Linked DNA regions of Mus musculus: all the other regions are linked to region 4. A link is a loop called in an ENCODE intact Hi-C map of the cell type or tissue named here. Cell type or tissue: left cerebral cortex. All regions are shown on one strand. Region 1 overlaps Luc7l2 (LUC7-like 2 (S. cerevisiae)). Region 2 holds the start of Fmc1 (formation of mitochondrial complex V assembly factor 1). Region 3 overlaps Luc7l2 (LUC7-like 2 (S. cerevisiae)). Region 4 overlaps Hipk2 (homeodomain interacting protein kinase 2).

The links. Peaks named below come from ENCODE experiments on the same cell type or tissue, not always from the same donor. Only the 100,000 strongest peaks of a DNase experiment are listed, where the experiment ranks them.
Region 1: a loop joins it to region 4, with 2.5 times the contacts of the local background. A loop is called at or near these places in 6 of 42 quality-filtered maps.
Region 2: a loop joins it to region 4, with 3 times the contacts of the local background. A loop is called at or near these places in 3 of 42 quality-filtered maps.
Region 3: it touches region 4 in a loop (2.3-fold over the local background); 6 of 42 quality-filtered maps call a loop at or near these places.

Annotation. Positions count from the first base shown.
Region 1 is chr6:38,605,032-38,610,031 of GRCm38, forward strand. It overlaps Luc7l2 (LUC7-like 2 (S. cerevisiae)), which reads left to right. Exons shown (of 10, transcript NM_138680.3): 10 at 3,122-4,439. The coding sequence ends at 3,299. Among named protein-coding and RNA genes, the nearest start is that of Klrg2, 30 kb to the right of the region's middle. In left cerebral cortex, no CTCF peak of the experiment used is centred here; no DNase peak of the experiment used is centred here.
Region 2 is chr6:38,531,910-38,536,909 of GRCm38, forward strand. Fmc1 (formation of mitochondrial complex V assembly factor 1) reads left to right here and starts at 2,952. Exons shown (of 2, transcript NM_025363.3): 1 at 2,952-3,101. The coding sequence starts at 2,964. n-TRcct1 (a tRNA gene) reads left to right here and starts at 2,022; the gene lies at 2,022-2,094. In left cerebral cortex, CTCF peaks have their summits at 1,611, 2,958 and 3,169; DNase peaks (open chromatin) are centred at 821, 1,383, 1,849, 2,896 and 1 more place; H3K4me3 peaks cover 3,482 bases; H3K27ac peaks cover 3,179 bases.
Region 3 is chr6:38,595,138-38,600,137 of GRCm38, forward strand. Luc7l2 (LUC7-like 2 (S. cerevisiae)) reads left to right here. Exons shown (of 10, transcript NM_138680.3): 8 at 3,648-3,677. Among named protein-coding and RNA genes, the nearest start is that of Klrg2, 40 kb to the right of the region's middle. In left cerebral cortex, a CTCF peak has its summit at 2,528 (motif pointing right); no DNase peak of the experiment used is centred here.
Region 4 is chr6:38,693,417-38,698,416 of GRCm38, forward strand. It overlaps Hipk2 (homeodomain interacting protein kinase 2), which reads right to left. Exons shown (of 15, transcript NM_010433.2): 15 at 4,424-5,000. The coding sequence ends at 4,719. Among named protein-coding and RNA genes, the nearest start is that of Clec2l, 33 kb to the left of the region's middle. In left cerebral cortex, a CTCF peak has its summit at 2,182 (motif pointing left); DNase peaks (open chromatin) are centred at 2,170 and 3,353; H3K27ac peaks cover 1,581 bases.

The sequences.
Region 1 (5,000 bases), 88 kb before region 4:
TCTTGTGTTGACCTGCTCAGCTGTCATTTTTCTGATGTTTATCTTACTTGTCTTTATTGGTGATGGAGATGGGAGGGGTGGGTGGGAAGTCTGTCCTATCACTGTGTCATCCTGAGGCTTCCTGAACTTGGGAAGTTTAGTTATATAGGAAAACTTCCCACCATATTCAGCATGTTCAAAAGAGGATTATTTTTGTAAAATTATTAAAAATTTTGCTTTTCTCAAGAGTATTTCATATCTTTGAATTCAAATTACTTTTAAAACATCATTGTTTTTAACAAAAAAGCAAATGATTACTTGTTATTTCAAATATATAACATCAAATTATTGTTATATATGTGAGTTTAGTTTTTGATGGTAAAAAAAGTCCATTAAAAGTCTTGGCAGTTTGCTGTTTTCTTGCCCTTGCTGTGAAGTACTTATATCTCTGTTACTACAAGTAGGTTGTCTATATGAACCTTGTCTTGGCAACAGTTCCCATAGGTCAGTGAGGACCTTCAGCAATTTTGTGCTTTTGGGGGTGTTCTGTCCTATAGTAGACTTCAAAGTCACACTACTTGGGTTCAGAATTCTTTGCCAAATAATTTAATTACATCCCGTTGTTTTTCCATATTTCATTAGAGATAATAGAGACATTTGGCTTATTAGGCTTTCACTAGTAACAAGTAACAAATGGTGTGTAGGAGGATATTTGTAATCTTGTACAAACATTAGTTCATGTCTTTGTTCTTTTTCAGTTATCACTGACCTCAGGGACTTGCCAGCATCTAATGTCATGTTCTTAGTGATCATTTCTATCATTAATAGAAGCTTTGAAGATGGCTTGTGTAGACTTGGAATGTGGTTATTATTATTTTTCCTTGTATAATGCTTATTAAGCAGGGGCTCCTGAAATGATAACTTTTGAGGGGCTGAGGCTCAGGAGGCTTGTCATAAATTGAGGCCAGCTTGGGCTAGGGAGAGAGAACTTGATTCCAAAAACAAAAGGGGAAAAAGGCTTATATAACTTCAAGTAGAATGCTTGAAATTGGTGTTGATTTTTCAAGCTTTTTAAATCTTAATTTCTGTTGCCATAGTTTTGTATTACGACAAAGTATTTGAAAACAATTTGTGGGCTGGTGAGATGGCTCAGTGGGTAAGAGCACCCGACTGCTCTTCCGAAGGTCCGAAGTTCAAATCCCAGCAACCACATGGTGGCTCACAACCATCCGTAATGAGATCTGACTCCCTCTTCTGGAGTGTCTGAAGACAGCTCAGTGTACTTATATACAATAAAAATAAATAAATCTTTAAAAAAAATAAATAAAGTGAAAAGTTTAAAAAAAAAAAAAGAAAACAATTTGTGAGAAGGAAGGTCTTTATTTTTAGCTCACACTTTTGTGAAGTGAAAATGAGATTTCAGTTCATGGCCACTTTTTTGTTGTTGTTTTTTTTAAGACAGGGTTTCTCTGTATATCCCTGGCTGTCCTGGAACTCTGTAGACCAGGCTGGCCTCGAACTCAGAAATCCGCCCGCCTCTGCCTCCCAAGTGCTGGGATTAAAGGCGTGTACCACCACGCCCGGCTCATGGCCACTTTTGAATTGTTTCTGGGCCCATGCCTAACCAGAACACCATGGCATAGAGAACAAAGAACCAGGTAGAAGTTATAATAAAATAGACCCCTCTTGACCTGTTTCCTCCTGCCAGAAACCACCTCCTAATGGCTGTTTAGCTATGAACTTACAGTGGGTTAATTCAGCGGTTGTACCATCTTTATGAGCTAGCCACCTTTATCTGTAGCACCATCACCAGTTTCAAGTCTTCAACAGTACATGAGCCTTTTGGACTGTTTTATATTCAAACTATAATACTCTCCTTATCTATATTTTTCAAACTGGTTATAGTAGTATTTTTTATCTTGCCTTATGTTTTTCTGAAAGTATTGTGTTTTCTGGGTTAGTAGCATGCAAACATAGCATATTGAGATCCAACTTTAAACTCCAACTTTAAAAAAAAATAAGTATTATGCAGGACTTGGCAGTGCCTCTGATTATAATTCTAACCTTGATTGAGATAAATTATGTATAAACATTCTGTACCACCTGTAAAGAACTAAATAAATGTGATATTTGTTGTTAATTCATTTTAGGTGTTGAAAAGTATATATTCTATGCTAACCAATATAGTTAGGTTCTACATAATGTGTTTCTGTTTTGTTTTTTTCCTGGTTGCATATCTGAGGGTGTTTTGTTTATATATCTTTGAAGATGGGGTTAGAATGAAGATAGTAGTACTAGGAACAGTTAGAATTTTATTATCTCTTTTTGGTTTTTCGAGACAGGGTTTCTCTGTGTAGCCCTGGCTGTCCTGGAACTCACTTTGTAGACCAGACTGGCTCGAACTCAGAAATCCGCCTGCCTCTGCCTCCCAAGTGCTGGGACTAAAGGCGTGCGCCACCATGCCCGGCAGAATTTTATTATAGTGTGATCATTTTTTGATACTTTACATTTTGGTTTAATGAATTCACTTGAATAGTGAACCAGATTTTTAAATTAGCAAATGGTTATTTAAAGCCATATTAAGTAGTTCTCTTACCTAGTTTGCAACATACTGCCCATAGGACAAATGTGGCCGAAGCCTGTTTGTATAAAACCAGAAAGCTATGGATGGTTTTGCATTTCTGTCATTTTTAAAGTTGATAGAAAAGAATAACTCATACACCCTGATCTTGTAATTTACAACACTTCAAATCCTTATTTAGCACAAGAGATGACTGCTGTACAAATTCATTGGTTTCCATCCAATTTGGAATCTTGATACTTTTCACTTATAAAAGCAATTACTTATATATTGTTTTTATACTAAATGCCTTTTTATTAGTTGAAGAAACTTTATCTCTGAAATACTAAGAATACATTGTTTAGTTTAGGCTCTTTTGCCCTTAACTGTATAGCTATTTGTTCTTCCCAATTTTGTTTTGGTGCCCTTTTCAGCTGTATAGTAGGACTCTATTCTATAAGAAACTCTCTTCTCAGATATATTCTTACCTATTTCTTCAGCTATCAGAAAATATTGATCCTATTCTTTCATTGGATTTTGGGTGTCCCAACATATTTTGCTCCTCAAATTAATATTTTTCAGATCCTCAAAAGAAAGATTCAGAGATCAAGACTTAGCATCACGTGACAGAGACAGGAGTTCAAGAGACAGATCACCTCGTGACCGAGATCGAAAAGATAAGAAGCGGTCCTATGAGAGTGCTAATGGCAGATCAGAAGACAGGAGGAGCTCTGAAGAGCGTGAAGCAGGGGAGATCTAACTAGCTGTGTACATATCTTCAATCCTTAAGCTTCCCATGGAGTTACATGCTATTGTTTATAGTTGTAAAGGGTGACAGTTCTAGACACCGATCCAGTCAGACTAGATGTATAGTATCCAATGATTTGAACTGAACCTGTTTTCCTTCATAAAGCCTAAAACTACATCCATAGTTTTTTGTGAACCTGAACATAACAGTTTATATGATGAGATACTGTTCTCTATTCTTTCAAGTTAGGAGTGATAGTGAATGAATTGTGTTAATGTCTTGCAGTTTTTGAACATTTGTAAAATATTGTCTTCTTTTCTATTCCAAACAGCAGCAGCTTTAGGATTTTTTTTTTCCATTATAATTCTTCTTCCTTTGACTTTTATATCTCCTGATACCTGTTCCTCCAACTATAAGAGGAGAGGGTGAAGGGAAGTATTGTAACTTCTTTTCTAAGGTTCTGTTCACGTTGGTTATTAGTTGATTACAGTTGAGCATTTCTACTGGATTGTGTGCTGGAGACATTTAAACACGGGGCTGTTTTGTTAGGGGCCTATAGAGTTGGAAGTTGAACAGCTGTTGCATTACATACTTTTGCTTTTATATTGAAAATTTGAAATCAGACTTGCCTTGATTTTTTTTTTTTTTTTTTGTTCTAAGAAACTGCTATGTTCAGTATATTGAGGGGGGTGGGGGGGCAGGGACTATTTCATAATAGCACTTGTGTGTGTGTGTGTGTGTGTGTGTGTGTGTGTGTGTGTGTGTAGAGTTTAAAGACTATAATTGTAAAAAAAATGAAAAGAATCATCACCACCACTGTAACTTGTTGATAGTAAGTTGCCACTAGAACTATTTGCTGTGGTTATTTTCTATTTTGTAACATCTTAACAGTGCCTTTCTGTATAAGGCACCAAAGGAAGTAAATATTTAACTCTGGATTTCAGATGAATTGTTGCTCCACCCAAATCTCTTGCTGCCTATACTATACTTCAGAGCTGTAGTGAGCAGCTTCTGTAAGGAAAGAGTGAACCTGTAGAAGCAACTAAGAGTTGCTTGGTTTGTATTTCTTAATTGACAAGCCTGAATAAAAACCATATGTAACCAACATACTGAAACAGCAGTTTCTGCATTAAAGATCTAATTACCTACTGACTACCTAGTAGTTAACAAACACCTTTTGTTCTTCTAGAATATAGGGGAAATAATATATTAACTAGTAAAGTTAGTATATATTAAGATCACTTTTTGAAGGGTAAGATCTCATGTAGTGCAAGCTGACCTAGAATTCACTGTGTTAACAGGGTATGACTTTGAACTCCTGACCTTTGATTGAGCCTTTGCCTCACTGCTCAAGATTATAGATGTGTACAATGAAACCCAGTTAAAATACTATTTCGGGGTGGTTGGTGGTGGAGGGCAGTTCCCAAAATTTAATGACAGGTATTTGACCGTTTGTGAATGTGAAAGAGCAGAAAAATAATGGCCATTTGTGTGATTATTCTTGAGTTTTAGAGATGAGATCTTGTTCATGTATCCTTGGCTTGCCTTGAATTGCAAACTTTTTGTCTCAGCCTTCTAAATATTGGGAACATAGGCACAGACCAGCGGGTGTAGTTTAAACTTTTTTTTTAACAGCAGAAAGGAACAAAAGCATGATAAATTATGCCCATTATCTCAGTGCTGATGCATTTGTGAGGCTGAGGCATGTGCTTG
Region 2 (5,000 bases), 160 kb before region 4:
CTGGCACAACATTTTTTTTCCTCTTAGGTACAGGGTTTTGGGAGATGACAAGTCTCCCAGTTGAAAGAAGAAAACAGACAACCACAACAGGATATTAATGTGGTAAAGAGAGGGAGCCAGGAAAGAGATGAACGCTTTCCTGTAGTTTGGGGCTCAAGGAGACACAGGGCTACACTGTCTTTTGGGTAAGACACTTTTTAAGACACTGTAAGAAAATTTCTTTTGGGTAAGAAATCTATTTAAATTATTAATGCCACAAATCAACAGGCAGTCAGCAGCATTGAAGAGAATGCAAGGGCAGTTAAGACTCAAATGTCAGAATGGGTATCTCTTCTTCTGGTTTCAGAGGGAAGGGTAGGTGAGCTTCCATGTCAAGAGTCCATGCTTGTAACTAGGATGTTTTTCACTCCTGGATGGGGGGGGGGGGGAAGGAGAAAGTCTTACAATCAAGGATGTAATGTGTGATAATGTGATTTTTTTTTTAATATAGAGAAGGTTTATTGGAGAAAAGGAAAGGGGGGAGGAGGGGAGAGAGGAAGAAGGGATGAGGGGGGCTGGGGACATGTAGGAGGGAAGAGGAACAGAGAATAGATGGAGAGGGGGAGGGGGGGTGGGAGAGAGAAGATGGGGAGGGGACAAGAGAGAGGGAAGCTGGGGAGGGAGAGGGGGTTGAGGGTAATGTGTGATCTCGATGTGAAGAGGTTGGAAGGAGAAACCCCGTTTAGTTAGTGTGACTTCATCATGCAGGGGTAGCTCCCGATAACTTAGAGTTCGTTAGCTTGGGGCTGGTACCCAGGAGCAGCTGCTAGGGAAGAGAGACATAGTTGCGGATGAGTTTGGTCTAGGTTCTAACACAAGGGAGTAACTTTTTTTTTTTTTTTAATGTAATTTGCGACAGGGTCTCACGGAGGCTTCCAATTTACAGAGATCCTTCTTCCTCCTAAGCATGCCACTACGAATGACAAAGCTAACTGTAACCTTGTCATAGAGAGCCTAAAGGGCCTAGAACAGCTTCTAACATACACCGAGCAAGTCAAAAGACCCAGAGAGTAAATAGGAATACTAAGGCGATATGCAGGCTGTTGGGACTGAGGAAAGAGGCTAGCTCAGATATCTGAGCAGAGGGGAACAAGAAGCGGCCGGAGCTAGACGAAGGTTAACATATAAAAAGCTAATGAGGTAGGGTCTACAAGGGCAACCTTAAATAGACTGAACTGCTTCTTAGAAAATAAAGAGCCACTGACACCTCAAAAAGAGGTTTTATGACAGGGCGGTGATGGCGCAAGCCTTTAATCCCCGCACTCGGGAGGCAGCCTGGTCTACAGAGCGAGTTCCCGGACCTCCAGGACTACACGGAGAAACCCGGTCTCACTCCTCACCCCCTCCTCCCAAAGTGGTTTTGTCTACGGTATACAATTAGGAACAAACCTAAATTCTAATTATCCCTAATTTCTACTATAGTAGGCACTAATTTCGCACCGTCTTATACTTATAGCCCACTTGAAAATTCGAAAACTGAACCCCATTCTAATACATCCTTGGCTGCGGAAATGGCCTCAGCGCTGTAACCGGAAACAGAAACTGACCACTACCTAAACGCCACCTAACGACCAGCTAAGAGCGAAGACAAACCCTGAAAGTAGCCCAATCGGAAGGGGCTTGGCTTTTCCTGTTACAATCTGACAAAGAATAGGACCAGAGGGAGGCTCGAGGAACTGGTTTCCGCAGCCCGTTTGGCTCTGACGTCTCCCGGGCCCACTTTTGCGCAGGCGCAGAGCTACTACGCACAGAAACACGAACACGTAAGCAAAAGCGGGAGCCCGTTCGGCTTCGTGGCATCCACTGTTTGCAGGGTGAAGCGGTTGACTCTTGGCATCTAAACTACATTTCCCAGCAGGCATCCGTTTCACACTGAGGCTGAGTTTGGTTCTCTGTGATAGGGTAAAAACAATAAATTTAAGTGATGACGTACGAAACAGGAAATAACTTGATTATGGTGTTTGAGGACATCAGTAGAAGAAGCCCCAGTGGCCTAATGGATAAGGCATTGGCCTCCTAAGCCAGGGATTGTGGGTTCGAGTCCCATCTGGGGTGGTTCGTTTTTTTTTTTTATCTATTTTAACATCATCTAATTAGATGATTATTGCGAGTCAAACTTACTGTTTATTTTATGTATTTAGAGACAAGGTCTCTCTACCTAGTTCTGGCTGGGTTAGAACAAACTGCAGACCATAATGGTCTATGAGCTGTGAGATCCGCCTGCTTCTGCAGGCAGTGAAGGCGTGTGCCACAACGCCCGGCCATCTTGTTTTAAAACTAGAGAACTGCGGGGAAAAACAATCAAACAAAAAAAACAAAACGAAAAAAAAAAAAGCCAGGCGTGATGGCGCACGCCTTTAATCCCAGCACTCGGGAGGCAGAGGCAGGCGGATTTCGAGGCCAGCCTGGTCTACAGAGTGAGTTCCAGGACAGCCAGGGCTATACCGAGAATCCATGTCTCGAAAAACAACAATAAACAAACAGAAAAACAAAACAAAACTAGAGAACTGGATGTGAGGCTTTACTAGTAAAGGGGCTGCAGTTTGCCATACCAGGGTATGAGTTCATTTTCTTCTCCTAGGCTGCGGGGACCATAAAGTTGGAGGTCGGTACGTTTAATTTTGACATCCCTGGTAGAAACAGTAAGATCTTTTTGGCGTGACCTATGTCCAGACATCCACATACTCTCCTGCCAGACACCTTTCCTCAGAGACTCGGCGGCCATCAGCTTACGGCAGTCCAAAGGGACGCAGTCAGAAGGGCCGAGAGGATTCGGCACCTTCCCTTGCTCTCCTGGTCCCCTGAGGTGCCTGTCACTCGCGTTTCCCTCCAAGGGTGGTCGGTAGAGGGCGCTGTGGGGCGGAGTGGGCGGGGGAACACCTCGCCCGAGGCAGTGAGGGACCAGGCTCTCCAAGGACAGAAAAATGGCGGCCCTGGGGTCCCCGGCGCGCACTCTGCGGGGCCTTCTGAGGGAGCTGCGCTACCTGAACGCGGCCACCGGGCGGCCATATCGCGACACAGCGGCCTACCGGTACCTCGTTAAGGCTTTCCGAGCACATCGGGTACGGCATCCGCGGCTGGGTGGGCTCCAGGTCGCGGGAGGGCGGATGAGGGGGCGGTCTGCGCAGGTGATAGAGGGTCTCAGGACAAACGTGTCTGAGTCACCCTGTCCTCCACCTGCGGGTCTCACCACAGACTCCAGCCCTTCGGCTAACCTGCGGTCTGAAATCCCCTACTGGCCCAGAAGCCGCGTGGGGCGCACCTTCCTAGGGACTTCGTATCTGCCACCCACCGGGGTGGAGCTGTCTCTGACGATTTCATTGGTTTGTCTGGTGCATGGGGTGTGGAATGGAGTAAGGAGCGGGCGTTGTGTGAAGTGGGTCCTAGGGGTCGTAAGACTTAAAGGCGTAAGGGTACAAGCATCCCCTCTCCTCATCCTTTCTACATTAAAGTTTTAATAGGAAGCAGTGTTTTTGTGATTTGACGGGTGTGTGTGTGTGTGTGTGTGTAGGTGTGTGTGCGCGCGCCTGCTCGCGCGCGTGCTTTTGCTTGCTTGCGTGTTGGTGGGGAATGAAGATACAGAATTTCAGCATTACTCTGGCTGACCTGGAATTTGCTGTTTAGACCAGATTGACCTTGAACTCACATCTGATTGCCCTTTTCTCCTGAGTGTGGGGATTAAAGGCATGGGCCAGGCAAATGCAATTTTTAAGGCAATTTAGTGGGGAATATTCAAGAGTTGAAGAGTGGTACTGTTTTATTTAGTACTAGCCTTTCACCACTGAGGAAAGCAATATCTTATATTCTATGGAGATGTCACATCTTTAGCCTTCTGCATGACAGGATACATGACATGTTTTACTGGTGTAACAAACATAAACATACAGAATGCTATCCTTGGGAAGTGCCATTGTGAAATCCACAGTTCATATTCCTCTTAGAAAGGAATGGAAGATGGTTAATTTTCCAAATGTGGTAATGCTCAATTCTCTGCCTTTTGGACAAGATCAAATACAAACACTAAGGCTCGGGGACAGTCACCTGCCCAGTTCTGCTTGATCAAGCATGGCTACAATTTAGGGGAATGGAAACTTAAGTTCTTGAGCAATTATCTTAACTACAGAATTTGAGCATTGCAAAACTTTAGAACTAAAATTCACTTATCTTTTAAAAAGTTATGTTAGGTACTGTGTATTAAGAACTAGGGCCAAATATCAAGAATAAGATGTGGCAGGTGTTGGTGGAACATGTCCTTTAATCCTAACAATTGGGAGGCAGAGGCAGGTGGATTTCTGAGTTTGAGGCCAGTCTGGTCTACATAGGGAGTTCCAGGACAGTCAAGACTATATAGAGTATCCTTGACTCTGAGAAAAAACAAACAAACAAAAAACAAACCCAAAAGATATACATGTAAGAAGCTACAGTCTCCCTGAAGAGCCATAAAATAAGATCATGTTTAGCATAAATAAGTGCTAAGGGTATAGATAACCAGGGGACAGTGGTATGAAGAAGAGGTGCTTCAGAAAGTCTAGTAGGCTATAATTAGGCATCTGGAATTGGCAAGTGAATAGAGGTTAGGAAAAGTAAGGGTACAGGGAAAGAAAACATAACTAAAAATTTAAAGAAAGCATAATTAAGGCAAACCCAACAGTTTCAAAGAGGGGAAGATAAGTAGGTAGGTATATATGACTGCTATTGTACCTTATAGAGGTAACATTATTGTCCTTGAAGGTACTTTGTAGTAAAGGTTTTGAAGTTCCTCACAAAAAGAATTTGGGAGGTAATGGTAGTCATATCTCAGACTTTGAGCCCAGCCTAGTCTAGAGTTGAATTCCAGGACAGCCAGAGCTCCATAGTGAAACCCTATCTAGAAAACAAAACAAAACAAAACAAAATAGTAACAACAAAAGAAATTCCTCAGGAAAATACCATAAATTCATGCTCAGAATTCTAGGGCTGGG
Region 3 (5,000 bases), 98 kb before region 4:
CCTGGCTGTCCTAGAGCTATATAGAATAGACTGGCCTTGAACTCATGGAGATATGCCTGCATTTGCCTCTTGATTTTTAGGATTAAAAGTTGTATATGACATCTATATTACTTTATTGTTAAACCCAAACCAACTGCCTAAATGCAGAAATTTCAAGAAGTAGTCACTATACTCAGTCTTAGGCTGGTCTTACTTGTATAGAGTAGATAGCATTTTAAATAATGTTGGAATTCTCGGTTTAAGATTTGATTGAGTTAGTTAAATGACCTCATATTGTTTGTGGGACTGCAATATTTGTAGATGGTAAGAAAGTTGACTTTTTTGTTTTATTTTGTTTTTTTTTTTCAAGACAGGGTTTCTCTGTGTATCCCTGGCTGTCCTGGAACTCACTCTGTAGATCAGGCTGGCCTCGAACTCAGAAATCCGCCTGCCTCTGCCTCCCAAGTGCTGGGATTAAAGGCATGAGCCACCACCGCCCAGCTTTTTTTTTTTTTTTTAATATTATATGTAATTTATTATATGTAAGTACACTGTGGCTGTCTTCAGACACTCCAGAAGAGGGCATCAGATCTTGTTATCGATGGTTGTGAGCCACCATATGTTTGCTGGGATTTGAACTCAGGACCTTTGGAAGAGCAGTCAGTGCTTGAGCCATCTCTCCAGTCCCCAGTTGATTACTTCGTAATCCTTTTTCTGACTCCCCCTGCACTGGGGTTACTGGGCCTGAGTTTCCCCCCAGTGCCACGGAGGTAAGCCCTGACAGCACTCATAGCTCACCTGTTGTGTACCAGGTAACTTTATAGACCCTTGGGATGCAGCAGTGGACAGGGCGGAACTGGGACCTCTGGGGATGAAAGACCAGGAGAATTGCAGTACCAACCAACATGCCCAGACAGGAAGTCCCAAGAACTCTATTGAGGCTCACATCTTTACCCCAGTTTATGAGTTATGGTGGACTCATAACCAATCTCAGTTCTCAAGACCTCAATTTCTTTTGATTGCAAAATATAACCTTATTGGAGAAATGTTTAGCTAGGCATGGTAGTTCATACCTATAATCCTAACGTAAGAAACTGAAATAAAAGGATTGGCAGCTTTGAGACTAGCTTAATCTGTGTAGTACGTTAAGTTACATAGTGAGTTCTCATTCTCCCCAAAATGAAAAAAAAGCAGGTGTAGTTGTTCATATCTGTAATCTTAGCACTCAGGAGAGTAACTAGTTTAAAGCTATCTTGCCCTGTAGTGTAAGACTACCTTAAAAAAAAAAAAAAAAAAAGCCGAGTGGTGGTGGCACACGCCTTTGATCCCAGCACTGGGGAGGCAGAGGCAGGCGGATTTCTGAGTTTGAGTCCAGCCTGGTCTACAGAGTGAGTTCCAGGACAGCCAGGGCTACACAGAGAAACCCTGTCTCAAAACAAACAAACAATATTTGAGAAAAGAGCTTAAAAAAATAAAGATTTATTTGACTTGTGGTCTCAGAAGTTTCAGCACCTGGTTTGCTCGCTACATTTCTGTGAGCCGAACATCCTGGTGGCTGAAAGATACAACCAGCCATGGTAGAGAAAAGTTGCTTACTTCAAGATGTTTTCAGAACAAGTCCAGGGATAATAACCACCCTTCAAAGAGCCTATTTCTTTGAACTAGGTCACACCTACTGGTTTCTGTAACCTAACAACAATTAGAATCTGCCAGTAGGTGCTGGAGAAATGGCTAAGAACATTTGCTGCTCTTTGAGGAGACCTGAGTTCAGTTCTTAGCAGCCACATTGAGCAGTTCACAACTGCCTGTAACTCCCAACTCCATGGGATCTAAAACCTTCTGACCTCCATGAATATCCACAAGCTTGCAATACACATGTATACATCTAAAAAAAAATTGTCAGTATTTATCCATTAGTTAAAATAGTTAGGGTCCAGTTAGCTCTGAATGATTAGATATGCCAGCTGGGGACCAGATCATCAGCATGTCAGAGTTTGGGGAACATTTTACACTTTTCACATTTACATTGCTATTCCTCTCTTAACAAATGATAGATTAAGGTAGGATATATAACTTCCCCCTGGTTGCACAATGAATGAATAGAACTATATATAGTTAAGACAGTCCAAAGCATACTTTAAACATGCTTGCCATTATATATACATTCATACCACAAGATAAACTACTGCAGTGTTGTACTCATCATGGAATTGGAATTGTTTATTGAGTTCTGAGATTGTACTGGGAAATGAGAAGAGTATGCTATATAAGAGTATAATCTGGGGCTGGATCATTTGGAGGTTGGAGAAATGGCCCAGAGTAGCAGCACTCACATGGTAGCTCACAACCATCCATAACTCTACTCTAGTTCTGGGGCGCCAGTGTCTTCTGACCTCACACATGTACATGGTTAACATACATATACACATGTAGGCAAAGACTTTTTTTTTTTTTTAAACAAAATCATGACTAACATACATGTACACATACAGGCAAAAAAAATTTTTTTTAAAGATTCATTTTGTGTATATGAGTACACTGCTGCTTTCTTCAGACAAACCAGAAGAGGGCACCGGATCCCATTACAGATGGTTGTGAGCCACCATGTGATTGCTGGGAATTGAACTCTTAAGACCTCTGGAAGAACAGTCAGTTCTCTTAACCGTGGAGCCGTCTTTTCAGCCCTCAAAATTTTTTTAAATATGAAGGAATATAATCATTTTGGGGCTAGAGAGATGGCTTTAGTGATTGAGAACATGGACCTGCACTTGCAAAGAGGACCTGAGTCTCCTTACTAGCATTGTCCACATTGAACAGGTAATAATTTTTTGTGACTCTAGTTTCAGGGGATCCAATACTTCTAACCTTTTAAGTCATGCACACCCAAGTTTATACACACACACACACACACACACACACACACACACACACACAATTAGAAATACTAATTTTCTTATAGTCTAATTTTCTTTTTTTTCTTTTTTTTTTTTTAAAGATTTATTTATTATATGTAAGTACACTGTAGCTGTCTTCAGACACTCCAGAAGAGGGAGTCAGATCTCGTTACGGATGGTTGTGAACCACCATGTGGTTGCTGGGATTTGAACTCTGGACCTTCGGGAGAGCAGTCGGGTGCTCTTACCCACTGAGCCATCTCACCAGCCCTATAGTCTAATTTTCTTAATTTTCTGTATTCTTTATAAAAGAATATAATTTGTGTAAGTAGACAAAGGTCTAAGCTTGACATCATTTTTCTAGGACTATAGTGTGAAGTTGTAAGTTCAGAATGGTCATTTTACATATCGAAACATTTTTGTTTCCAGAAGAGAAAAGCTCAATGTAAAAGCTATAGAAAAAAAAGGTCTGTTTTTGTTCTAGTTTAGGAAGTGGGTTTTGGAGAATTAAGTTTTTATGATAAGCAGACAGTTTCAGTCACCAGAAGTATATTGTTTTCTAAGCCAGGTGCCTAGTTGAAGGAACTTCTGTGACAAGGAGGGGAATTCTATAGAGTTCTGTTGTTTGTTGGGGGAGACTCTCATTCAAGTACATGTCTTGTTTTTATAGAAGTAACATAAAAGTCAGAACTCAAGAAAATTGTCATATAGCAGAACATTGTGCCAGTTTAAAATTTTTAGTCACTTTTCTAAAAGTAGATATTCTTTTTTTAGGTCCCGATCACATAGCAAGAATCCCAAAAGGTAGGTACTGTAGCATATGGATATAATAGTGAAGTTGTATTTTTCAAATGTATGTTTTTAGAATATATTTCTTTTAAACTTCAGTGAGAATTAATAAATTACTAGTGATCTAGCCAGGTGGTAGTGGTGTGTGATTTTAATCCCTGCATTCAGGAGGCAGGGGCAGGGGCAGGCAATCTACTGAGTTCTAGGCTAGCCTGATTTACAGAGCAAATTCTAGGACAGCCAGGGCTACACAGAGGAACCCTGTCTCACAACTAACAAACAAACAATTACCACTGACTCTATGGTACTTCAGGTGTGAGCCTTGCAATTGAAGAGTAACTGCTCAGAACATAATCAGAACTACTACTTAGTTTTATCAAAGTAGAATTGTACATTACCACTCTGGTATTAAATGAGCAAGCTAAAAAAAAAAAACCACACACAAAAAACTTTTTAGAAATATAGTAAATATGTATGTGACAGGAGTTTTTTAAAGGCAATTTGAAATAAAAACAAAATTCAGTTGGAAATACAAATAGCCTTTTACTTGGGATTTTGCTGCTGTTGTATGGGATTTGTTTGGTTTTCTTTTTGAGTCTTGTTGAGCCATCTGTGTAGCCCTGTTTGACTCCAATTTGTCTTCTGGAACTCGTGGGTCTTTCTTCTAGACTGTTGGGAAAGATTACAGGCATATGTCTGCATGCCTAGTTTATTAATTTTCTAGGCAGGATCTTGTTTGAGTTCATTATTCTCCTTCCTCTATATTCCTTAATGCTGAGCTGTGACCACATCTGGTGACAGTGTAGTCCAGTGTGCCATAAGATAATTTTGTTTTCACACAATAATACTTCCATTCACTTTATATAACACACTGCTTAGAGCTTCCTGGTTTGAATGATAAAATACTTAGTCTTCAAGCTGCTCTTGTTTGCTCACTTCATTGTAGCTCAATAGATTTCTTCTAGTCCTTCACCATGTTGAACGTGCTCCCATTCCAGCACTTTATGGATGAGTGCTCCTGTCTATGCTGGCTGATTCTCGTTTTCAGTGGGATCTTGTCAGAAAATCCTGTTCTTCCTGTTCATATGTAAACTGTTACTACCCATTTTCCATTTACTTATTTCTTTACTAGAGGTAGATTTCTAAAAACTTGTCTCTAAACTATAAACTCCAACAATGCAGGAACTTGAATTTACTTTACTGTTTTTTTCTCTTGTAAATAAAATGTGTTAGGGGTTAGGTACATAGTAAATATTTTGCATATTATTTTCTTGACATTTTAAAAAGTTGGATTATGTATTAGAAATAGGTTAACGAGCTCAAGAGTGGTTAAACAAA
Region 4 (5,000 bases):
GAATTCTGTCTGCTAGCTGAGGGCACAGAGCAATCTTCTTTCTGTTTTCTGTCCTAGCAGCTACATGGCAGGCCAGCAAGAGCCACGCCCACAACCTACCCTCCCTTAGCCAGATGTTGAGAACCCGGGGGAGGGAGGGGCAGGTGGGGACCCAGCTACCATCATCATCATGAACCAGCAGCAATACTTCCCTAAGCCTCCTAGGCACCTCACTCTGGTTTCCAAGAACGTAAACTCCACTCACATCACCCAACCCACTCCTCCACCACACACTGTTCAAAATGAGTGTTTGCAACATCTGAGACGCAGTCCAGGGAGCTCCTGTCTGCTGGGCTAACCTCCCTTCCTGACCTGCTCTACGCTGGCTGCTCAGTTCCAGTTCTTAGACAAAGAGAACCAAGCCAGGCTGGCTTTTACAGCTGCAAACAACTTTGTTACGAGGAAGGGGAGAACGCAATACAGTCAGGGACACTGGCCACTCGCCCCCTTTTCCTCTGAATCACATCAAACATCCATTCACAGGGCTAACTGGCACTACCACAAGCCTTGCCTACTGGCCTGCTCCTCATCCACTTTCCCAAGACATCACCCGCCGCACGAACAGAGACATGGGTGCCAGGGCCCAGGAAGAACCAGCGAGCAGCAGCAGCCTGCTGACCTGAGGGTCCCAAGGTACCACAGACCGATTTCAGACCTGAGCTGATTTCATCATCCTCATGCCGAGCAGTTTATCTTCATTAAAGAAGGCCCAGAGGATGCACCAGGGACACATGGTCTAGTAAGGACTAAGTGGCCCTCCTTCCACTGAGAGGATAGTCCCAAGGGCAGCAGCCTTTCTTCCATCTTCTTTGTAAAGGGATGCAGTGCTGAGCACCTCAGTGGGAACTTAGTGAGGATGCTAACTAGCTGGGATTCTGTGTTACTCCTGATGCATCAGCTCTGAATATGGGACTTGAGATCAAGGGAGGGGTGGTTGTGGGATGAGGTTTGCAGAGTGGCTGCCTTCTGTTTGGGGAAGCTATTGCTCCAATCCTTTCTTCACTGGGGGTCTGGTTGTTTCTGCCTGGTAGTGGGGTAAACACACACACACATCACAGTGCAGGCAGGGCACAGCCACAGCTCAGAAGCAGGGTGGTCTAAAAGGTCCCATGTGCACTTCACTTGCCAGTGATTTAGAAGAGGTCCTTCCCATGAGACTGTCTCGTGTCCTGTTCCTTACCTGGCTCCCTACAATTGGGAGCTGGGAGGATTTGCCTGGGGAAGAGCAGACGAGGGAACTCTCTCACAGGAACACTGTGCCCATCACCCTCACTGTACCTAATGGCCTCCAGGTGGGACCACTGTCTCTGCATTGAGGGAGATAAGCCACACTCCAAGTTTGTTAATGGGAATAGTGAAGGGACGGGGTGGGGGTTAGTGGAAGCTTTGATGCTACACGTCAGATGCGAGGCAGGTTAAAATCTGGTCAGTAGTTCACACCTGGAGGAGAGCACAGAGGATGTGAGAGAAGCTGCCAAAGGGTCCAAAAGACACAGCACCGACAGCGGCTTTGTACACAGCCGGGCCGTGCGGAGGGGAAGGCGCCAGGGTATCCAAGTCTCTGCTCTGTGGTAGGGCAGGTCTTTCTTGCAGCTCTTTGAGGGACAGAGCTGATAGAAACAGTTTTTCCTAGTTCCTGGGCCTTTTCTTATTTTATTTATTTATTTTCTTTTTCCTTTCCTTTCCTCTGACAAGATCAGGCATCTAATCTATATGTCCCTCCAGTCTACTCATATACACACAGCAAGAATAAAATAAATTTAAATATTATGAAGAAAACACAAAGATACCTGGAATAAATGTATACTTCAAACCCTGACTAAAATAGCAACAAGGTGATAATAATCATAATTACAGTGGCAATAATACAAACAGTCAGTACAATACTAACTTTATGAGCAGCAAGGAACACTCATTCCTGGTCTGGAAGAGAAAGGGAAGGACATGTGGAAGAGGGAGAAGCTTCAGCACAAGCAGACAGGAGGAGATGAAGGGCAAGCTCGGCCCAGCAGCTCCAGAGAGTGCTGGCCTTCCAGGTGTTGCCCATGGCAGGGCAAGCCAGGCCCACTGTCAGCTGCGACTTAGTATGGTGACTTAGTACGAGACAGTCCCATGGGAAATGCTGCCATCTAGCGGCTAGAGACTTCTGTGACAGAATTCCATGCTGCAGAGGCTCTGGGAGCCTCTGGCTCAGGGGCTCCAAAGGCTTTGCTCCGTATCCCTCTCCGAATGGATGGCTTTCCTGCTCTCTCACTTCCAGCCAGAGCTGGTCTCGGAATAATATGGTTCTGACCAGGAAGAGAAAAATGGAGCACCCTACCACAGGCCAGCATCATCCAGTCCACTCCCAGTGAGCCCTCGGCTGAAGTGGGTCACACCATGCCCAAGTCTAGCATATCTTCTTTTTGGCCCAGGGTGCACTGAGACACATCCAGTTTAGGGACTTTGTAAGAATTAATGGTTGGGCAAGTTTCCAGAGTTTTTCACAGCTAAAAGCTAAGTAAGCTTCGTTACTGAAGGAGGACAGCTATCATGAGGAGAGCCTTTCACAGTAGATTGAACAGGGCCAAAGAGGGAGGAAAGGGAGGGGGGCTGGAGGATGCTGGACTGCTGACCAGAGGCCTCTTTGTACCTGATGATGTGGATGAAGGGCCAGCTAGGACTCACATCAGGATCAAACAATTCACCCCGTCCTGGACCTGACAAGTCTCTAACATCAACGGCTCCAGAGTTTCTCGGTAGGACAGAGAACTCCTACCCACTCACTCCACTGTTCAAGGCTGGAGAAAGTATGCGGAATGCAACAAAGGTGCACAGGCTCAGGGTGGATTTCTTTGGAGCCTTAGTTGTCCATGGCGGTGTTTTCTCAGTGCAATGGATCTCTGGCCACCCCACTAGTGCCCCTCCAGCCCTCAGCTCATTCTCTCTCTCACAGGCAGAGATCAAACTGTCTAGGGAGAGCTAGGTTAATTTCAGGACAGAAGTGACAGCAGACTTACCAGTGGGTCTGCAGGGGGAGAGAGCTGGCCAAACTAGGAGCCTGCCTAGCTCCTGAGCTGGTGGAGAGAGATGTGGGTGTGTCTGAGACTACCAGGCTTCGTGCAGGAGGGAGGGACTGGGGAGGTAACATCTCCTGCCCTCTCCCTGTAAGGCTCTAAGAAGGAGGTGGTGGGCTTGGCGGCTGAGGCAGCTGCCTGGCAAAGCTGCCATTCCTAAGACTCCCTAGCGCCATCCATGGCACAGCTAGGGCAGGGTGAGGAGTCTCTCTGGATCTCCGCTCTCAAAGTAAAACTCACCGAAAGAGCCAGCTGTCACCAGTGTGCCTCACCATACGGCGCCCACGTCCCTTGTGAGATCCATGAGTCTCCCCTTTTCATTATGCGAGCTTCTCTGAAATCCTTCTGCTCACAAAGAGCCCAGGAAAGACAATCCACGTGACATTAAAACAATGAAAAAAACATAAAGACCCAAGTAAAATATTACAACAGCTTACACAAGAGCTGAGAACATCTGACCAGCCCCGACCAGTTTCTTGGAATACCAGTGGAAGTAAACCCTTTGCCATGTCTCTGTCTGTCAGTCGTTAAGGCACTAGGAGGGAATGATGTAAAATCAAGACTGCAAGGGCTGTGACGGCCGGCGGTGCCAAGGGACACACGGGGAGGGTGGCAGCCCCGGTCACACCCACACGTGCTCGCACACTCACTCCATCACCTGGACTACCACATTGGTTCCATGCCTATGTTAAATCACTTTGTGCAATTACAGTGAGGACTAGTCTATTGGTATCACTGGAGTTGAACACAAGGTAGGAAACAAGGGTGCAGTGCTACATTCTTCTAGGGTGTCCAGGACAACCACTAGCCTGTGCTACACGACTAGGGGTTGATCCAAAGAGAAAAGAAAGTCTCAGAAAAGAAAAAAACTAAAGACTGCAACATACATAATTAATGACATCTGAGGAATAACATTGCTTAGGGATTTATCCAGAATGCTCCAAAAGAGGAACCCGCCCTCCCTCTGGGGGAACCTTCCATTAGTTTAGCTGACCCCACTATTTCTGACAAATAAGTCAGAACTGGGCTTTGCCAACCCCAGACCAACCCCCAAATATGAGCCTTTGCAGGACAGAGCCTGACATTTGAAAGGGATGTTGGCCCTTTTGGAGTTCTGGGAAAATCCCTAATTTTAATGTTCAATTAATTAAAAATCTATTGGACTTCCATATCAGGTGTCCCTGACAGCAAGTTCTTCAATGTCACTTGCTGCCATATGAAAATAATCTTTAAAAAGTTCATAAAGTTCTTCAAAAAACTGGGGCCCCTTGCTCCAGGCTCCTTCGCGCCTCTTCTCCTTCCGGTTTGGTGCAGAATGGGTTGTGAGCTGTGTTTTTTTCTTTTTGTCCTCTTTTGTTACTAACATTTTTCTTTTTCTTTTTTTCCTTTTTCTTTTTTAAAATAAAAAGCATAGATTTCCCCTCCTTACCCCTCCTTTTACAATGGTCTCTTCTCCGCTCTAAGTCCTCCCACTTCCTAGTTCAAGTTTCATTTGTGCCCCGACTGCCCCCCTCCCTGCCCCATTGCATTGTTTGTGTGCGGCACCTGCAGTAGAAAATCCCAGCTCTCCAGGTCGGTCTGGGAGCTCCTCCACCCTCCTCCCTGGCGGGCCTCCTCCAGTGTTTATATGTAAGGGTATTGGTTGACCTTGGCAGGACTCAGTGGGTATCCAGTGTAGACGGTGGAGGCTGGCGAGGCGCTGATATAGGTCTGGTGGGCAAACTGGGCTGGATACTGACTGGGGTGGATGGTGGGCGAGGGCAGGACCCGGGGCCCCATGCTCACAGGGACCTGGTGGACGATGCTGGCCGGATAGGCAGTGTGCTGCACGGTGTGGCGTGCTGAGCCTTGGGATGCCACCAGGTGGGCTACAGTGCCGGTGGAGCCTAGGGCTGTGGGCGCTGT